2 separate regions of the Homo sapiens genome follow, and region 1 is linked to region 2. A link is a loop called in an ENCODE intact Hi-C map of the cell type or tissue named here. Cell type or tissue: mesothelial cell of epicardium. All regions are shown on one strand. Links, peaks and the distances in the headings refer to the core of each region. The heading gives the core; the rest is flanking DNA.

What was found. Peaks named below come from ENCODE experiments on the same cell type or tissue, not always from the same donor. Only the 100,000 strongest peaks of a DNase experiment are listed, where the experiment ranks them.
Region 1: it touches region 2 in a loop (26-fold over the local background); 3 of 110 quality-filtered maps call a loop at or near these places.

What each region holds. Positions count from the first base shown.
Region 1 is chr6:41,328,518-41,337,602 of GRCh38, forward strand. It overlaps NCR2 (natural cytotoxicity triggering receptor 2), which reads left to right and starts at 7,091. Exons shown (of 5, transcript NM_004828.4): 1 at 7,091-7,411; 2 at 7,570-7,911. The coding sequence starts at 7,360. RefSeq lists an enhancer at 5,709-5,838. In mesothelial cell of epicardium, for the core only: no CTCF peak of the experiment used is centred there; DNase peaks (open chromatin) are centred at 3,029, 3,249 and 3,928.
Region 2 is chr6:41,275,303-41,284,387 of GRCh38, forward strand. TREM1 (triggering receptor expressed on myeloid cells 1) reads right to left here. Exons shown (of 4, transcript NM_018643.5): 2 at 7,093-7,449; 3 at 5,659-5,851; 4 at 1-928. The coding sequence ends at 823. Among named protein-coding and RNA genes, the nearest start is that of TREM1, 6.8 kb to the right of the region's middle. In mesothelial cell of epicardium, for the core only: no CTCF peak of the experiment used is centred there; a DNase peak (open chromatin) is centred at 3,829.

The sequences.
Region 1 (9,085 bases), core at 549-8,548, 53 kb after region 2:
GGCTCTGGGTAGATGGGCTGGATGAATTGGCCTAAGATGAATGTACCTTGCCACACAGGCACTGGTCTGCCCTGGAGTCCCCATGACAAATGCTTGGAGGCAGCCCCTACCTTGGATCCCACAAACAGCAATGACAAGGGCCGCTGGAAAGCACAGGATGCGTCTGAAGGCAGCTGGACAAGCCCAGACTCAGGTCAGTGGCCCTAGAGGGTCTTGGGGAAATGTCCCCAGGGGCTGAACAGAGCCTGGCAATGACCCTTCTGCTCCACTGTGGGACCCTTTCTGCAGACTTGCCTGCAGCCCCAGGACCTTGGCTGTGCCAGAACCCAACAGACTGTTGATCACTCCTTTACTAGCTCCCCTAGCAGTCTTCAGCAGCTCTTCTCCTGCCCACATTGCCTAGTGGCAAGTTTGTTTAATTACCCTCTCTGCAGGCTCATCTCCTGTATATTGTGTTCTCACTTATTCCCTTACACTTTCATTTCCAAGTGTATTGCCTCAGAGTCTTTCGGAGAAGCCCCTTACCTTAGGCACAGGAAAGCCATGGTTCATGACCTGTCCTGGGGCCACCACCCACATGCCCCACCAATGTTGGCCCCAGGATCCAAAGTCACTGGGTCCTCTGCTTTGCCCATTTTTTTCATTCCACCTCCCTTTTTGGCCAGGCACAGTGGCTCACGCCTGTAATCTCAGCACTTTGGGAGGCCAAGTGGGCAGATCACTTGAAGTCAGGAGTTCAAGACCAGTCTGGCCAACATGGTGAAACCCCGTCTCTACCAAAAATACAAAAATTAGCCAGGTGTGGTGGCGGGCGCCTCTAATCCCAGCTTCTCAGGAGGCTGAAGCAGGAGAATCATTTGAACCCAGGAGGCGGAGGTTGCGGTGAACCGAGATCGTGTCACTGAACTCCCACCTGGGCAACAGAGCGAGACTCCATCTCAAAAAATAAAAATAAAACGCTTTTTAATACAATATTTTAAATATTATATTCATTACACAATCAACATATATATGTATATATATATAAAGACTTTTTATTAAAAACAAACATTGCAGATGTTGGTCGAAGTGTACAAAGTTTCAGTTAGACAGGATGAATAAGTTCTGGAGATCTATTATACAGCGTGGTGACTACAGTTAATAATAATATATTGTGTACTTGTAAAGTACTAAGAGAGGGCCAGGCACGGTGGCTCACACCTGTAATCCCAGCACTTTGGGAGGCTGAGGCGGGCGGATCATGAGGTCAGGAGATCGAGACCCTCCCGGCTAACACAGTGAAACCCCGTTTCTACTAAAAATACAAAAACAAAACTGCTAAAAATACAAAAACAAAATTAGCCAGGCATGGTGGCAGGCCCTGTAGTCCAAGCTACTCAGGAGGCTGAGGCGGGAGAATGGTGTGAACCCGGGAGGCAGAGCTTGCAGTGAGCTGAGATCACGCCACTGCACTCCAGCCTGAGCGACAGAGCGAGACTCCGTCTCAAAAAAAAAAAAAAAGGACTAAGAGAGTAGATCTTAAATGTTTACACCACAAAAAAAGATAAGTATGTGAGGTGATGGATATGTTAAATCAGCGTGATTTAATCATTCCACCATGTATACATATATCCAAGCATCTTGTAATACACTAAAAATATACAATTTTTATTGGTCAGTTATACCTTACTAAAGCTGGGTAAAGGAACAAACATTGCAACAGACTACAGATAAAGTTCCCTTCACCACTTCTTCCCCAACATTCATCATAGTTATTGCCCCAAAAGACTGCTATTATTAGTTTGATGTATAGCTTTTCACAAACAGAAAATTTCTGTGTTTGTACAGATAAGAGGTTTATGTGCACAGACAAACCATTTTGAGTTCAGTTTACTGTATATAAGTGGGATTATACCATACATGTCATTCTGCAGCAATTATTAAATTTAACAAGATGTTTGGAGATCTAGCTACATTTGCACACAAGCTGTATTCTTTTTTAACCTTTACATGGTGCTGTATAGAAGACGTGGACCAGAAGTTATGTTATTAATTCCCCTGTGGAGATCATTATTATAAACAATCAGTGATGAGCGTCTTTGTAAATCTCCTTTTGTGCCTGTGTGTGTATTTCTCAAGGATGGGTGAATCCTTGAAATGGAATTGACAAGTCAAGGAATGCACATATTAAACATCTTAGATCCTTATTATTTGCATTCAGAAATGCTGAACAGTTTCTATTCCCACTTTGAACATAACACCCACTTCTCCACACCCTTGCCAAGAGAGTAGGACAAGCTTTTAAAATATTTGTCAAATTAATGAATAAATATTGCAATTTGTTTTAATCTGTAAATATCTGATGAATAAGGAGATAAGACATTCTTGCAAATATCTCTGAGAATGTTTATTTCAATTATTGAAAGTTGCTCATCCATTTCATGAATTATTGACATTAATTCTAAATTCAGGTGTTCTGTGTGCTTGTATTGATGGTTTACCTTCATGCTATTAATTTTTCTCAAATGTATGAGATACTTGATTGTCAAATAGTATTAATGCATAGATGAATTGAGGGAATATTCTCATGTTGGTATTTTGAGCTGTTGAGGCTTCTACTTCTGACATTCTAATTTTTCTTATTTTGTTTTTAACACTCGGAAATCAAACGTATCGGTGGCCACTTTTCTTGTTTAACTTGGATTTATCTTTTTTTTATTTATTTATTTTCTTCCATTTACAAAGATAGGGGGCTGGAAGAGAGAATGCCAGGGGGTCCAGTGGGCCACACCGACCCTTTCTTCCCTCCATGTTCCCCGTTAGAATCTAAGCACAGAAGGAAGAAGGCCTACTTTTCCAGACAGTAGGGCCTTCTCTTGGCTTGCAGAAGTGCATTTGAAATGGAGGTGGCAGAGATGGGATACCACACCGGGCCAGGCCTTGTGGAACCTGCAATGCATTCCCTGCAGAGTGATCTCCAGTAGGCTTCGGAGAGAGTAAGGGCTGGGGCCCTGTCAAGATGCTGCACAGGGAGAATTCCCCCAGGAGCTGTCCACAGGAGCCCCTGAGAAGGTGGAGGCTGAAGGGAGGAGTCAGCTAAGGGCAGATGTGCAGATACGTGTTTGAGCTGGGCAGCCTGAACTTGGCAGAACAGAGCGGGGACAGAGGGGAGCCGGAGCTGGCCGTGGTGGTGACTGAGTGATTTAGGGAAATTAAAGCAAGAGGGGAGATCATGGAGGAGGAAGATTCTCAGGTTGGGCAAAGAGGCTGAACTGGGTTTGGTCTCCCCTGTTTGGGGCGTTGGATCAGATGCACAGGGAGTGTTCCAGAGGGGCTGGGGACAGCAATGTGGGAGGGTCCCACCACAGCAGGGATTTAGGTACTGGTAGGTGTCTTCTGCAGGCACTGGATGGCCCCTTCCTTACTCATTATCTCAGCTGTCCCAGAGTGGCAAGAGCTGAGCATCGCCCCTCGGCCTGTGCTGAGCTGAAGCCTTCAGAGACCTCCATAGCTGCTGCCCCCAGGGTGTTCGTGAAGTGTGTGCACCGCCTGGCCCTGCTCCTCTCCAGGACTGCCCTTCTCCAGCTCTGTCACCCCCTAACTTGGGGCTGGTTTCTATGGAGCAGAGTGGTCTGCTGAAGGAGGGAGTGCTGAAGGAGGGAGTGAGTGTCTGTGTGAGTGTGGGTGCACTTGGGTGAGGGCCTGAGAGTTTAAAGGCAAGGATCTTGATTGGCCTGTAATAAGCAAATGAGCAAACAGAGATGACGGCCAAAGGATATTGAAATCGATGTTAAACATAATTTTCTAACCCTACCCCTGATTTTTGTCTCATCTTCTGAGGCTGACCACCTTTACCAGCACAGCTGTCCCCACTGTGCTCCATTTCGCTCCTCCTCTCTGGCCCCAGGCCAAACCCAGCCATACTCCCCCTGCTCCAGCCTGCAGCTCGGGAGCACATGAAGGGCTGACAGCACCAGGCAGCACAGAGACCGGGGCCCTGGGGGCGGCTGAACGGGGTGAGGGGGTTGGAGGATGGGGTTGGTTCCATGGAGTAAGGAAGGAGAAGAAGCAGGGAGAACCCAGCTGGGGAGATGGCTGCTTCCTGCACTCCCTGAGCCCAGGCCTCCCGCAGGGTGCTTAGGGTGGAAGCCTGGTTCTGTGCCTGACCCACCCTGAACTTCCTGTGAGGGAGCTGTGCGCCCAGACTGCAGCCTTGTGTGGGCAGTAGCTCAGGTCCCTCTGACCTCTCTGGCAGGGAAAAAGCTGCTCTGAGACCAGATGCTTTGAACCTGGCATCCTGGGACCAGGAAGGGCCATTGTTATGGGACCATTGTCATGGGAGCAGGAATAACCCTGTCAGGGCAATTGATGACTGAAGGATCCTGCTGGAGCTGGGGCAGAGAGCCATTGGGGTCAGAGGTATAAGCAGACTTGTTGGGGTTCAGGGAGAAGACTCCTTGGATCTGCAAAAGGCAAGCCTGGATGAAGAGTAAGGAAGTGCCCATGGAGAATCTCTGAGCCCAGGAGGAGCACCAGGTCAGGAGAGAGGAGGCCTGGGTGCTAGTCCTGGTTTGGCCCTGAAATAGCTGAGTGACTGTGGAAAGGCTACTTGCCTTCTCTGGACCTCATCTCCCTCAGTTGTGAAATCAGCACTGAGAGAAATTCCCTTTTGTCCCTGCTACTTCTGGTTCTATCATGGGGGAAATTTACAGCTACCCCTTCACCCCTGCCCAGCCTAGCTTAGCCCTGTGCTGCGTTTTGGGGATCACCTCCAGACCTCTACGGCTCCCTGCTTTCCCCATTTCTGCATCAGAGGCCAGCCCTCCCTTCCCATGGACCTACCCAGGCTCGGAGCCACTGTTGCAGGCTAGACTGGGCCTTGCTAGAAAAGCAAGTACATGAAGTCTCCAGCTCTCCCAGCTCCTTCTCTGGGTTCCTGTGAGTGTGTGTGACAATGAGTTTGGGAGAGGAGGTTGCTGAGGTTCCCAAGTTCTCTGAGGGACCTTCTCAGAGGGTGGGCAGGGAACCCAGAATCCCCCAGAACCCCAGGCTCTTTGACAGGACTTTGCTGTGCCCTGCTCTGATCGTGCCAAGGGGGAGGCACTATCCCTAGCTCTTCAAGAGACTTCTGAAAGGGCCCCAGATCCCACCACAGCTACCTGCCCCAGTCCCTCCTGCAGAAATTCAACTTGTGACAAGGGCTGTTGTGGGTCCCCAGGGAGCAGGGCCAGTCCCAGCCTGGATGAGGGGCTGCCTAAGCCCAGGCTTCCCTGCCCCCAGGTCCCAGATGCCAGAGGAAGCTGAGCGTGCAGATGGTTCCAGCAGGGGCCTCCCCCTAGGGTGCTCAAGGCCCCAAGTCTATGTGGAGGGTGCCCACCCCACTCACACAGGTGGGGAAGCCACAACACAGAGAGAGGGGCAGATTCCCCGCTTTGAGAGCTCCTGTCCCCTGGGGAGAGACGACACACTCTGACACAGCAGAGAACGATACAGAGCTGGCTGCAGGCTGAAGAGACACACAGCTAGTGGCACATAGCAAGGGGTGCTCTTGTAAGCTACAAGAAGGAGCTGTCACTTAGAGTCAGCAGGGGTCAGAGAAGGGGAAAGTCAGCATGGGAACACAGTTGCTGACACACACACACACACACACACACACACACACACACACACGGTGACGTGCCTCGGTGCCATCTGAGGACAGGGCCGCCTTCCTCCCCCTCGGGAGGATGCCCCCACCCTGATTTGGTATGTAATTATGTTCAGGGAGAAGCTGGGCCCCACTGTCGGCGAGGAAACCCCCTAAAAGCTCACCTCCGCCTGTGTGTGCAATTCAGTGGGAGCCTCTTTCTCACCCCTGGTTTCCTGTCATGTCTGTGGGTCGCATTTCAACCAGACCAGCCGGAAGGCTCCAGACCGAAGTCAGGAGGCCTGTTCTGGTCCTGTGTGACTCTGAGCAGGTGGCTGACCATATCTGGGCCTCAGTTCTCACATCTGTGAAAAAGAGAAGTAATGTCTCCCTCGCGAACCTGCTGAGGGTCTTGAGAAAGTGTGCATGAGAATGCTTTGTAAATAATGCTTGTGTGAGTGAGTGGCGGGCATCGCTCCCTGAGCTGTCTTCTAGCTCTGGAGCTCCAGCCTGCTTTCCCACCTTGGGCCCTTGGGCGCCAACATCTGATAGCCCTACTGTGTCCTCCTTTTGCATACCCCTCTGCCTTTCCCATTCTCAGTCTCTGCATACTCCTACTGTAAGGAGAAGGGCAGTGTACTGAGATGGAGTGGAGAGCAGGAGTCCAGGGGCAGGCAAAGCAGTGGACTTGGAATCGAGTCCACTTGACAAGTTCCAATTCCCGTCTCAGTTATTACCTCTGTTCACAGAGCTCCCGGCAGCAGATCGCCAGTCCAGCAGAGCCCCCAGTGGTGCAACTGCAATTACACACAGTGTCTCTACCAGTCCTAAGATATATTAGCTCGTTCTCTTTGTAAATTGCATCGTATTTTAAAACTGAATCTTCAAAGTGCTGACATTAACTAAAGAAAAATATGCTAGAGTCTTTCATCTGTTTATGTTTTAATTAAACAATATTTCTCCAGGGTCCTTAAGTGGCAGAGGTCCAGGATGCAGAGATGAGGCCAGGTCCTGGTTCCTGGGCTCCCTCTACCCCACCCCACTGATGCATCCCATGCTCCGTGTGCTCTTCCCACCCTCCCCTCCCCGACCTTTGCCAGGGACCCTCCCTAGCCTCCCTTGCTGGTTTTGAATCTCCACCTCCTCTCCCCTCTCCTTTCCCGCACCCACGAAACTCCCAGAGTGGAAGCACATCACTGACCCACCATGGAGGCCTGGGCATGACGTCCCTGGCCATCCTGTGACCAGTGAGGCTTGGGGCTTGTGATCAGGGTTCCAAGTGCCCCTGAGTTTGTCATCCACCCTCAGCCTGCCTTTCCCTGGAAAGGGCGGCAAAGCTAGGGCCCTGCAAAGAAGAGAGGCAGCACACAGAGGGAGCAAGGGGGAAGCAGTCCATAACTCGCCCACAGTTTCCTCCTGGCCTTTTCAGCTCCTCCCTCAGGGGTAGGTCATGGTGGGGAGGGGCAGCTGGGCACAGGGGAGAGCAGGCATCTTCTACAGAGGCCTGGGAAGCTGTGTGCCAGACAGCGCCGAGCCCACCAGACCCAGACTCACCTACAGCTGGAGATCCCCACTTCCCTGTGCCCACAGAATCTGCCCTTTGCAGTCTCCCATCTCCCCAACCCAGGCCTCAGCCTGTCTCATTTTTCTATCAGACGTGCTGGAAGAGCAGCAGAATCAGGCCCAGCTCCCAATTCCCTCTCCCCAGTCTTCTCCAGGTGTCCCCTCCCATGAGCGCACAGGAAAAGGACCACATGGCCTGGCGAGCCCTACACCCACTGCTACTGCTGCTGCTGCTGTTCCCAGGTGAGGGGGAGGAGGAGCCCAGGGAGCAGAGGAGATGGGTGTGGTGGGGACTGTCAGGACAGCAGGGTCAGGGAGCAGGTGGCTCTGTGGCCAGAGGCCTGCTGTGAGGCAGGTTGTGCGCGTGGCCTTGACCTATGCGTTACTTCATCATTCTCCAGGCTCTCAGGCACAATCCAAGGCTCAGGTACTTCAAAGTGTGGCAGGGCAGACGCTAACCGTGAGATGCCAGTACCCGCCCACGGGCAGTCTCTACGAGAAGAAAGGCTGGTGTAAGGAGGCTTCAGCACTTGTGTGCATCAGGTTAGTCACCAGCTCCAAGCCCAGGACGATGGCTTGGACCTCTCGATTCACAATCTGGGACGACCCTGATGCTGGCTTCTTCACTGTCACCATGACTGATCTGAGAGAGGAAGACTCAGGACATTACTGGTGTAGAATCTACCGCCCTTCTGACAACTCTGTCTCTAAGTCCGTCAGATTCTATCTGGTGGTATCTCCAGGTGAGCTCTTTCCCTAGGGTCCTCAGAGGGGTGCCCCTCACCCCCTTTTGGTGCCTCCATCACCCCTGGTTTCCCAATCGTGGAAGCCACCCATGCCCACGCCCCAGTCTCCTGGGAAGGCTGTTGGGAACAGGTGCAGGGGGAACTCATATGTGCACAAGAGCAGCCATCTCACAGTCTGCATGACTCCCAAGCCTGCAGCCTGGGCCTCCTGAGAGATGCTGAAACAGACCCGGTGAGCATGCTGACCAGTCAGCCTATATGACCCTGCTACAGGAGGGCAGGACCACCCGGCATCTTTGGTACATAGTAGGTGCCCAGGAAAGGTGCATCCACTGGCTGCCCCCACCATGTAGAGCCAGTGGTATCTGGGTAGTCTAGATACCAAGATACTATGGGTATCCCTCATAGTCCAGATCGGGGACTAAGAATGAGTGAAAAAAACTAAGAATGAGTGAAAAAAAATCAAAAGAAAAACAATATTTTGTGACATACAGGAAATTCAAATTTCAGTGCCTATAAGTGGAGTTATTTTTTGGAACACAGCCATGCCCACTCAATTACCTATTGTCTGTGGCCCTTTTCATGCTGTGACAGCAAAATTGAGCAGCTGTGACAGAGACCACATGGCTCATCCCTGACCCTTTACAGAAAGTGTGCCAAACTCCTGCTCAGAGCAGAGCTACCCACAGTTCCTGTGGAAGAGGACCTTCTAAAAAAAAATCTGCAATTCACATGAGTAATTTTTTTTGTAAAATACAGTAAAAAAAAATTACTAGAAAAATAAGAAAAAGATATATAAAGTACAAGCCCAACATTTATTAAATTTGACAAACATAAAATTACATTTTAATGAATACAATCAGAACAAATATCACATAGGGAAAAATTTATAAAAACTGTATACATTGTTCATTTGAAAGTGTGCCTAAAGGTGATTGATGTAGTGGCTTAACGGTATACCCATAACGTTTTGTCATTCCTCAGTTAAAACTAAGTACAAAGCTAGAAGGGAAATTGCAGTTCTCCATATTAAATGCCAATATGCACCCTTCAAACAAACACCCTGTCTTTCCGTTTTTAAGGATTATAATGTGACAAATGAGCACTTTTCTTACTTGGTAACTTTCCTAATCTGAGAACTATTTATGACACCACATCACTTAGGAGATAA
Region 2 (9,085 bases), core at 677-8,676:
TCTATTCTATATGGTTTTGGGGTCCTTCAGGTAAGGAGCGCTTCAGTTTTCACTCCTGCCAGTGGGCAGTGGCTTATTCATGTGGCCTCGTTCTAGTCACATACATTTCTGCCTTCACGGGGCTATTTTCAGGATCCAGCGATAAATGCACACAGGATGTCTGACATGGTCTGTTGTTGCTCTCCTATGGATCCCATCTCGGCCTGCCAGTATTTCCCCAGAAGAAGATACTCAGTTTAACTCTTTTCTCTGAGAAGGATGCACTTTCTCACCACGATGTCTTATTTCTCCAGGTTCCACAATCTTCAACACCCTTTTCTGGGAGTGTTGGAAAGAACCACACATAAGCATGAAACCCAAGTGTCTGATGCTAGAAAGAGGAAGTCCCAGCATGGGGCGAGCAGGATGCTTCTGTAGTGGGAGCTCTGTCCAGGTCAGGCCAAAATTGTATGGTCCAGGGCAAAACTGAGCAGGAGAAGTATCAGGTGTGCCTTCTGCATGTCACAGCCCCCACAAGAGAATTACGGTGAAAAGCATTGAGCTGTCTGTATTTCATGCCAACCCCAAGTGGCTGGTGGAATGAAGGACCAAGCATGTTTGGGGCTGTAACTTCTTTTCTGAGGCACAAATGCCCACCCAAGATTATTAGAGGAACGAGGGCAGTGGGCAGGAAGGTGAGACGCTGACTTTAGAAATAGCCGGTGATTACAGATTTAATTCATGTTATTAACTCCCTGCCTTTTACCTCCTCCCTCCTCCCTTGGCACAACTGCCAGATGGATGTGGCTGGAAGTCAGAGGACATTCTCGTGGGTTCGTGGGCCTAGGGTACAAATGACCTCAGCGTGACAGCAAACAGGACAGAGAAGACCAGGCTCTTACTCAGGAATCCACCAGCCAGGAGAATGACAATGTTGAACACCGGAACCCTGCGGGAGACAAGAGGCTGAACGCTACTGCTGGCAAAGTCTCTCCCACACGCACATGTTCCCTCTAGAAAATGCCTTCATGTCCCACTCTCCTCTGCTTAGATCCTTGCTCCACCTTTCCCGCACTGCCTGACCCTGTGCTTTTCAGTCTGTCTCATTGCCAAAAACTACTGATTAGAAACAATTCAGTGGAGAGTATAGGTCCCTGTCCAGGAGAGGCACTGGAGGGAGACAGTCGGGCTGATCAGCCCATCCTCCTCCCTGTGATGTGGTAGGGAGAGAGGACTCTGGCCAGGAAACCCGCTCTCTATTCTCAGTACCGTACCCTGCCTACTGGGATGGTCATCTCACCTCTTTAGCTCGGTTTCCTCACCTATAAACCGAGAAGAATCCACCCGTAGTGAAAATCTCATCATGAATTTTATAGATTTTGGCGAAATGATTCTAAGGTTTCTGGGTAAACATCAATAGGTATCATAATAAAAAGATGCAAAGGAGTGAGGGCACTTGGCCAGTTCCATCAGCAGACATGCAAGCAGATGAGAGCACAAGGATGTGGCATGGTAAGACACAGGGACAGACAGATGGCAATGGAACACAAAGGCCAGATGCAGAGCCAGTGCTATGCAGGAACATAATGTCTAAGGAAATCAGAGGTCCAGTGGATAAGCCGGACGTGGTAGCATGCACCCATGGTCCCAGCTACTTGGAGAGGCAGGAGGATCATTTAGTAAATAGTCTTGCAGTATCTGGACAGCAACATGGTAACGGTGTAGGCTTTTCTACAGTTTATAGCATGTAGCAGAATAAATCTTCCCCCGGACTAAACATTTAAATAAAATAAAAAAAAAACAATCCAAGAAAAGTCACCAGGAAATAGAATCAAACACATTAAGGAATAAAGCAAAGCAATTGATTTAAAATCAACACACCCACCTATACAAAACTTAAAACCACATGCACAAACTAGCAAAGAGGGAAACGGCGTAAAGGAGCTAGAAAGCAGAAAACTGCCTATTTGCCTGAAATCCACCCCCATTCAAGGGCCCTGACTTGTAGCACAGGGGACTACATTCCCAAGCCTGACTGGTCGAGTTCAGCAACTGGTGGGGGACAGGGGGCAGAGACGGGGGCAGGGATGGGGCAGAGAGACAGGCAGCAAGGGGCAGGGAGCCAGCATCTCTCTCACCCCTCACATGGTGGCGCACTCAGCATCCTCAGCATCTGCCCCGATTCCAGTGCTGCAACCTGAATGTCCTGGCTTCCGGGCTCTGCTCACTGCACCTCCTCCCCAAGTCTCTCCTGCCAGTGCTCTGCATTATCCACTCTGAGTGCTTTACCATTTTCCTATGCTGAACTCCTGGGGCATGTCCACTCCCAACAGGCCACCATCTGCATTTTTTTCGAGGCTGCACACAAGCTACCAACCCCCTGAAGGGCCAGGAATTCATGTGCTTGGCCTTGGTTAGAGCTGCCCTTGCTCAGTTACTGCCCCTTATAGGGACAACTCCAAATGTGACCCAGGAGTCCCCAGAGCTCCTTAACAAGACTGAGCCAGAGTTATCCTGTGAGATACCCCTTGGTTATGACACGCTTGCTTGGCTTCCTTCCCTTCCTGGTCCCACTTCCTCAATGGCTTTGCCAGAAATCACTTCCTAAAACATTTTTCTTTTTGTCTTTTTTTTTTTTTTTTTTTTTTAGAGAGAAAGAGAGCAGGATCTTGCTCTGTTGCCCAGGCTGGAGTACAGTGGCTTGATCACAGCTCACTGAAGCCTTGATCTCCCAGGCTCAAGTGATCCTCCTGCCTCAGCCTCCCGAGTAGCTGGGACCATGGGTGCATGCCACCATGCCCTGCTAATTTTTTTATTATTTTTTTGTAAAGACGGAGTCTTGCTATGTTGCCCAAGCTAATCTCAAATTCCTGGGCTCAAGTGATTCTCCCACCTCAGCCTGCCAAAGTGCTGGGATTATATGTGTGAGCCACAACACCTAGTCCTAAAACATTTTAACAAGACTTTACAGCTTGCTTCTGGGGAAACTACCTAGAGATAGGGTGATAGTGGCTACCTCTGCAGTGCCTCTCCATCCCCAGGATAGCGTCTCAGCTCTTCCATCACCTGGGCAAACAATTCCCTGCATTAAATTCCTTCGTTTCATGGCTGGATGTGGTGGCTCACACTTGTAATCCCAGCACTTTGGGAGGCCGAGGTGGGAGGATCACTTGATCCCAAGAATTCGAGATCAGCCTGGGCAACACAGGGAGACCCCCATCTCTACAAAAATAATAAAAAGTATTAGCTGTCCTGGTGGTATGCACCTGTGGTCCCAGCTACTTGGGAGGCAAAGGTGGGAGGAGGTTGAGGCTACAGTGAGCCATGATCGTGCCACTCCACTCCAGCCTGATTGACAGAGTGAGACCGTGTCTCAAAAAAAAAAAGAAAAGAAAAAGAAAAAAAGCTTCTTCTTTTCAAACAGCTAGTGTGGATTCCACTTTCCAGACTGGATTTTGGCTGAAAGGATAGTTCATATTAGATGATAGATAAAGTTAACAGATAAAAGAGAGATGCAGTCTCTAGCAGCAAGGCAGGAGAATAGGGTCTGGAGGCAGGAACGTAAGACCAATTCATGCTGAATCATGGAGCAACACCAAGGTCTAGGGGCAAGAAATCTAGGATGGATTCGTGCTGACTTCCCATAGCTGGATCAAAAGGAAAACTCCTGGGGCTGGGGTCAGGGAACCTAAGGCCAATTAACATAAACTTTCTAAAGCTAAAACAAAAGGAAAAACCCCATCTCCCCATGCCCCAGCAGCAAAGAATCAAAGGCTACTCTCCCTACAGCCCTCCCCCTTCCACCACGTCTCAGCTGGAAAGGGAGAGTGTCTTAGATTGGCCCTGAGCCAAGCAGAGACGACCATCCCTTTACCCACAGAGGGCGCCAATTCACCTTAGCCTTTAGTTAGCCACAAACCAAATGCTTCATCCAGATAAGGGGTAACTGGGAGGAACTTCACGTGGAGTACTTAAAACCCAGAAAACTTTGTAACTTGGCCCTTGAGCCACTTGCGTGGGGCCACTTCTACCCTGGGGAGCGCTTTCTCGCTTAAATAAATTCCTGCTTTCACTGCTTCATTCCTTTGTTACTTTGTGCGTCTTCTCCAATACTTTGATTAAAAGGCCCAGAACCTGGACAGCTTACACTTAAGGCCCTCCTTCCGGTAAAAGTAAGAATATGGGCAAAGATTATGTTCTCTTAACTTATGTATTGCAAAATGAAAGTAGAGGAAAAAAAAAAATTGACTCTTAGTAGATCATTCGTTTGATTTATTCCACAGAAGTTTAATGAGCACTTTGTTCCCCAAACAACATAATGGGGAAAAAGGCACTGCCACTACCCATATGGAGGTGGAGTCTACACTCATAGAGAAATTAGAGCAGGCACCAGTTCACATTTGTTTTAGCAGGAATGTGATTTAACTCACACTATTTAATGATTTAAAAGACTAAATCCGTGTCTGTAAGCCTGCCATGACACTGCTTTATTTATGCTTAATGGATCACACTGCAAATTGTTTCCAATCTTTTGGAAGACCATTGGTAGATGCTATTTGTATACAAAATGATATCAGTGTTTAAATTATCTCATGGAAATTTCGAGTTAATTATTTAAAAGAAGAAAAATATATCTGCAAGAATATGTTTATCTCAGAGTTATCAACACTATATCAATGTCTAAGAACAGGCCAATGGTTATGTAAGTTATGGCTTTCCCAATTGATAGAAAAATATGCACTCATTGAAATTATATTTATGAAATTTAGGTAGCAGCATCAAAGAATAATTTCAGCAAGGAAAAGAATAAAAACATGTATAATTAGACTTACTGCCATATTAAAATATGTATAAACATGAATAAAGACTAGAAGAGAATATGAGAAAAAAGACATGTTAGACTAGTGGTGATGTGGAAAAGTATTTCCATCCTGATAATTCAGTATTTAATGATAAACACATTCTAATATAAATCAACATTTAATAACTGTAAAGAGGTGTGAAATTGCTAAGTTAGTGGTTCTTAAGTTTGCCTACACATTAGAAATCTCCTAAACATCTTATTAAAAATACTGAGAGGGACCTCATCTGCAAAAATTCTGATTCTATTTATCTATAATTGGGCACATGCAACAATGTTATTTAAAAAACAATAAGGCAAAAACCAATACTGCATTTAGCCCCAGCTCCAGCTCCTGCTGAGAGTTATTAGGTGGACAATGTCTTCCAGCTTTGGGTTTCTACCATGCCTACTGAATTGTCAAAGAAGCTAAAGCCAGAGAGGGTTCCTGACTCACCCAAAGTCACATTCAGTTAGTCAGGCCAACACTAGATCCAGGGCCCCTCACTCAGAGTGCTTTCCCACTGCCCATCAGGCCCCTGGGGTTGGATGAGCTCCACTGGAACTTGGGGAAGATGCCATTTCCCTCTCTTTAATACTCAGGTTGCAAGGAAACAAAGAAGGTGAACTGGGGAGAAGGACAGCCTGGCTGAGAGCCTCCCCTATTCTCCATCACCACTTCCTTCTTCCCCTGGACATTTCTACCCAGACTAATGTGACTCAAGTCTTCTCCTGCCCCACCCTCCCCTTTCCCTCACTTTCACATCCTCTCAGCACACAGACTGGGAAACAAAGGGCTCAGTGTCCAAACCAGGGGCCCAGGGACCTGGAAACTATACCTGATGATATCTGTCACATTTGTAAGGTTGATTTCAGAGTCAGGAGTGGAGACATCGGCAGTTGACTTGGGTGGAGCTTGGGTCACAGTTCTGGGGCTGGTATAGAGTGGGCACAAGGCCTTAGTGGTGGTAGGAGGAATCTTATACACATTCTGGGTAGAATTCTCATTGGAGCCAGGGGTCCCTGAAAAACCTGCAAGAAGACACATTGGATGGATGGATGGACAGATGGATGATGAATGGGTGGATGGGTGGGTGAATGGATGTATGGATGTATGGATGAAAATGTGGATGAGTTGATGGACGGGTAGGTGGTACGGTAAATGAAGCTGAGGAGGGAAATGAGCATGGCCCAAATGCAAAGTTTTCCTTTGCTAAAGCCAAAGAAATACTGTGGAGTCAACCTGAGTCAGAAATCGAAAAAAGGAAAGAAGAAAAAAAGGGCAGGAAGTGAGGGAGAGCAGAAAGAGAGAAGAAGAAAGGAATTTTTTGTCATTCGTACTGTTGGAAATGAACTTGCCTTCTGTTCTTCACCAATTCTTGTGCCCCAACCTTCTCCAAGAATAATTCCAGGCTTACTTGATTCACTCTGCCTTTCGTTCACCTGGCTTATGGCATATTGCTTTAAAAGTTATCTTTTATTAATATATTGTGTGTGCACCTTGTCTTCCTCAGGCTTAGAATTCCCCAGGTGCTGGGAACTTGAGCCTGCTTCCCTTTCCTCTGTCTTCCATAATTCATTCCTTAATGCAACATCTCCTGAGGGCCTACTTTGTGTCAGAAACTACATTATTTGCTAGGGGTGCAGAGCCCAGGAAGGCACAGGTGCTTCCCTCAAGCAGTTCTGAAATGAATAGGGTACAGATAAGTAAACCCCCCTCTCCTATCCAGTGAGTAGAGTTGTGTACAAGGGGACACAAAATGAGCTCTGGAGACTTGCTCCCCCAAAATGGGAGCCATGGACCATCAGCATTGGCATCACCTGGGAGATCAATAGAGATGCAGACCCCTGTACCCATTCAGTTGGAGTGTGCATTTGAAATAAGATCCCCAGGTGGTCTGTGCCCACAGAAAGATGTGAGAGGGGCTGCTTCAGAAGCACACAGGCATGCCACCAAACGCATCCTTGGGAGGGGGAGTCAGGACATGACTTCTAAGTGGAGAACAAAGAATGGGACTAAATTATCCCAAATCTACCACTCACCTTAATTGTACCCCAATTCCTACCACAGCACCCAAAATTAGGCTGTGCTATCCAAGGAGAATCTCATGCATGGAAGGTTCTACTTACTACTGGACCTTAGATGAGAGATAAAGAGGTCCTGGGAGGAAGACAGACTGCTGGGAATCCTGAACCCCAGCTCTGCTGATGCTACCACCACTGCCCCTTTCCTCACCTGGCCCTTCTTTCCCCCCAAGTCCCAGGCCACTCACCCTTGGTCACCACCAAGCGGATGCGATCGAACAGCATGTGAGGCTCCTTGGGAGGCTGGTAGATCACACACTGATACAGTCCAGAATCTTCCACTTGAAGGTTGACCATTCGGACGCGCAGTAAACCATGATCATGGTAGTCTTCTAGTATGATCCTCCCCACTTGGACTGGATGGGAATTCTTTGAAGGCCTCTCTGTGCATGCCAGGGTCTTGGGCATCTCTCCGTCCCTTATTATCTGCCAAGCTTTCTGGCTGCTGGCAAACTTCTCTAGCGTGTAGTCACATTTCACATCCAGGGTCTGCCCCTCTTTCAGTTCATACTTTTCCTCAGTTAATTTAGTTGCAGCTCGGAGTTCTATAAGCAGGGAAAGAGAATGGGTTCTGTGAGGAATTATTTTTCTCTCTCTGAGTGGGGAAAAAGGAGAGGAGCCCCCTGTTTTTCTTGTCCAACCACCCATATTTCAGATGAGGTTCTTGAGGCCTCCAGAGAAAATACAACTTGCCCTGCAAGCCAGCACTAGACCTCAGATCTTTCCACTGTGAGTAGGTTTTTTACTATAAGAGACTGCATATGGTGCATGAGGATCAAATTTCATAAATGATCAGAAGAGGAAGACTGACTTTGAGAGGAAGAAACTGCCTGCCTGGAGACAGAACATGGGATATTGTACTAAGACCACGAGTGGCTGCAGCATGGTGGGAGGGATCGATTACAAGGGCGTATGACATAAAAAGTGAACGCAAAGACACGGTGCTAGCAGAGAGTGGCTCCAAGGACACCTTGAGGAACTTCATCTAAGTCAGGGCAAGGAGATCAGCTCAAAAGACCTTTGGACAAACAGTGAGGAAGCCGTCTGGAGGGCATGATGGGCATGGATATCTGACTGCCTGGCACTCCTTTTTCCCTTCCTTGGGTAGCAGAGCACCCCTTTCCAAGGGAACGATCCTGTGTGGCTCTACTGTTGGGGCAGCCCACATTCTCAAGGATGGGCACAGGACACAGGATTTGCCAATCCAAGTACCCCATCTCGGGGCCAGGCACAGTGGCTCACGCATGTAATCCCACACTTTGGGAGGATGAGGAGGTCAGATCACCTGAGGTCGGGAGTTCGAGACCAGCCTGGCCAACATGGTGAAACCTTGCCTCTACTAAAAATACAAAAAAATTAGCCAGGCATGGTGGTGCACACCTGTAGTCCCAGATACATGGGAGGCTGAGGTGGGAGAATCACTTGAACCCGGGAGGTGGAGGTTACAGTGAGCCAAGATCACAACACTGCACTCCAGCCTGGGCCACAGGGCAAGACTCTGTTAAAAAAAAAAACACACACACACACACACACATACACAAAGTACCCCATCTCCCTGCCAGGCTGATTGGTTTAGGAAGGAGCACATGGCTGAGCTGGACCAATCAGAGTCCTCCCTGAGACTGCTGTAGCCATTAATGGAAATGCTTCTTGCTGGGATTCACAGGTCAATGAGATGTGAAACTTTATTATGTGAAACTTTCTACCACGTAGGAATAGGCTGCCCGAGAATGGCTAAACAGGCAGAAAGTGAGTGGGAGGAAGGAAGAGGGGGATAGTGGAGGGGAGAGAAAGAAAGAGAGAAAAAAACCCACGTTATCTGAGTCATGGACTCAGCTGTGCTCCAAAGGAGCACCCCTTGTACTTCCCAGTTACCTGAGCCAAGAAATGCCCCCTCCTATTTTTGATGTCACGGAGTCACAGCAGTGGTTCTCCACTGGGGAGCAATTTTTGCTCCCCGCCACAACTCTCCCTGAAACACTGGACAATATCTAGACATTTTTGGTTGTTATAACCAGGGAGAGGGGTGGATGCTACTAACATCTAATGGATACCAGGCTAAGCAATCTACAGTGCACAGGACAGCCCCCACAACAAAGAATCATCCCACCCCAAATGTCAATAGTGCCATGTTTGAGAACCCCTGGGTTACAGTGACAATAGTTTCCATCACATTCTTGG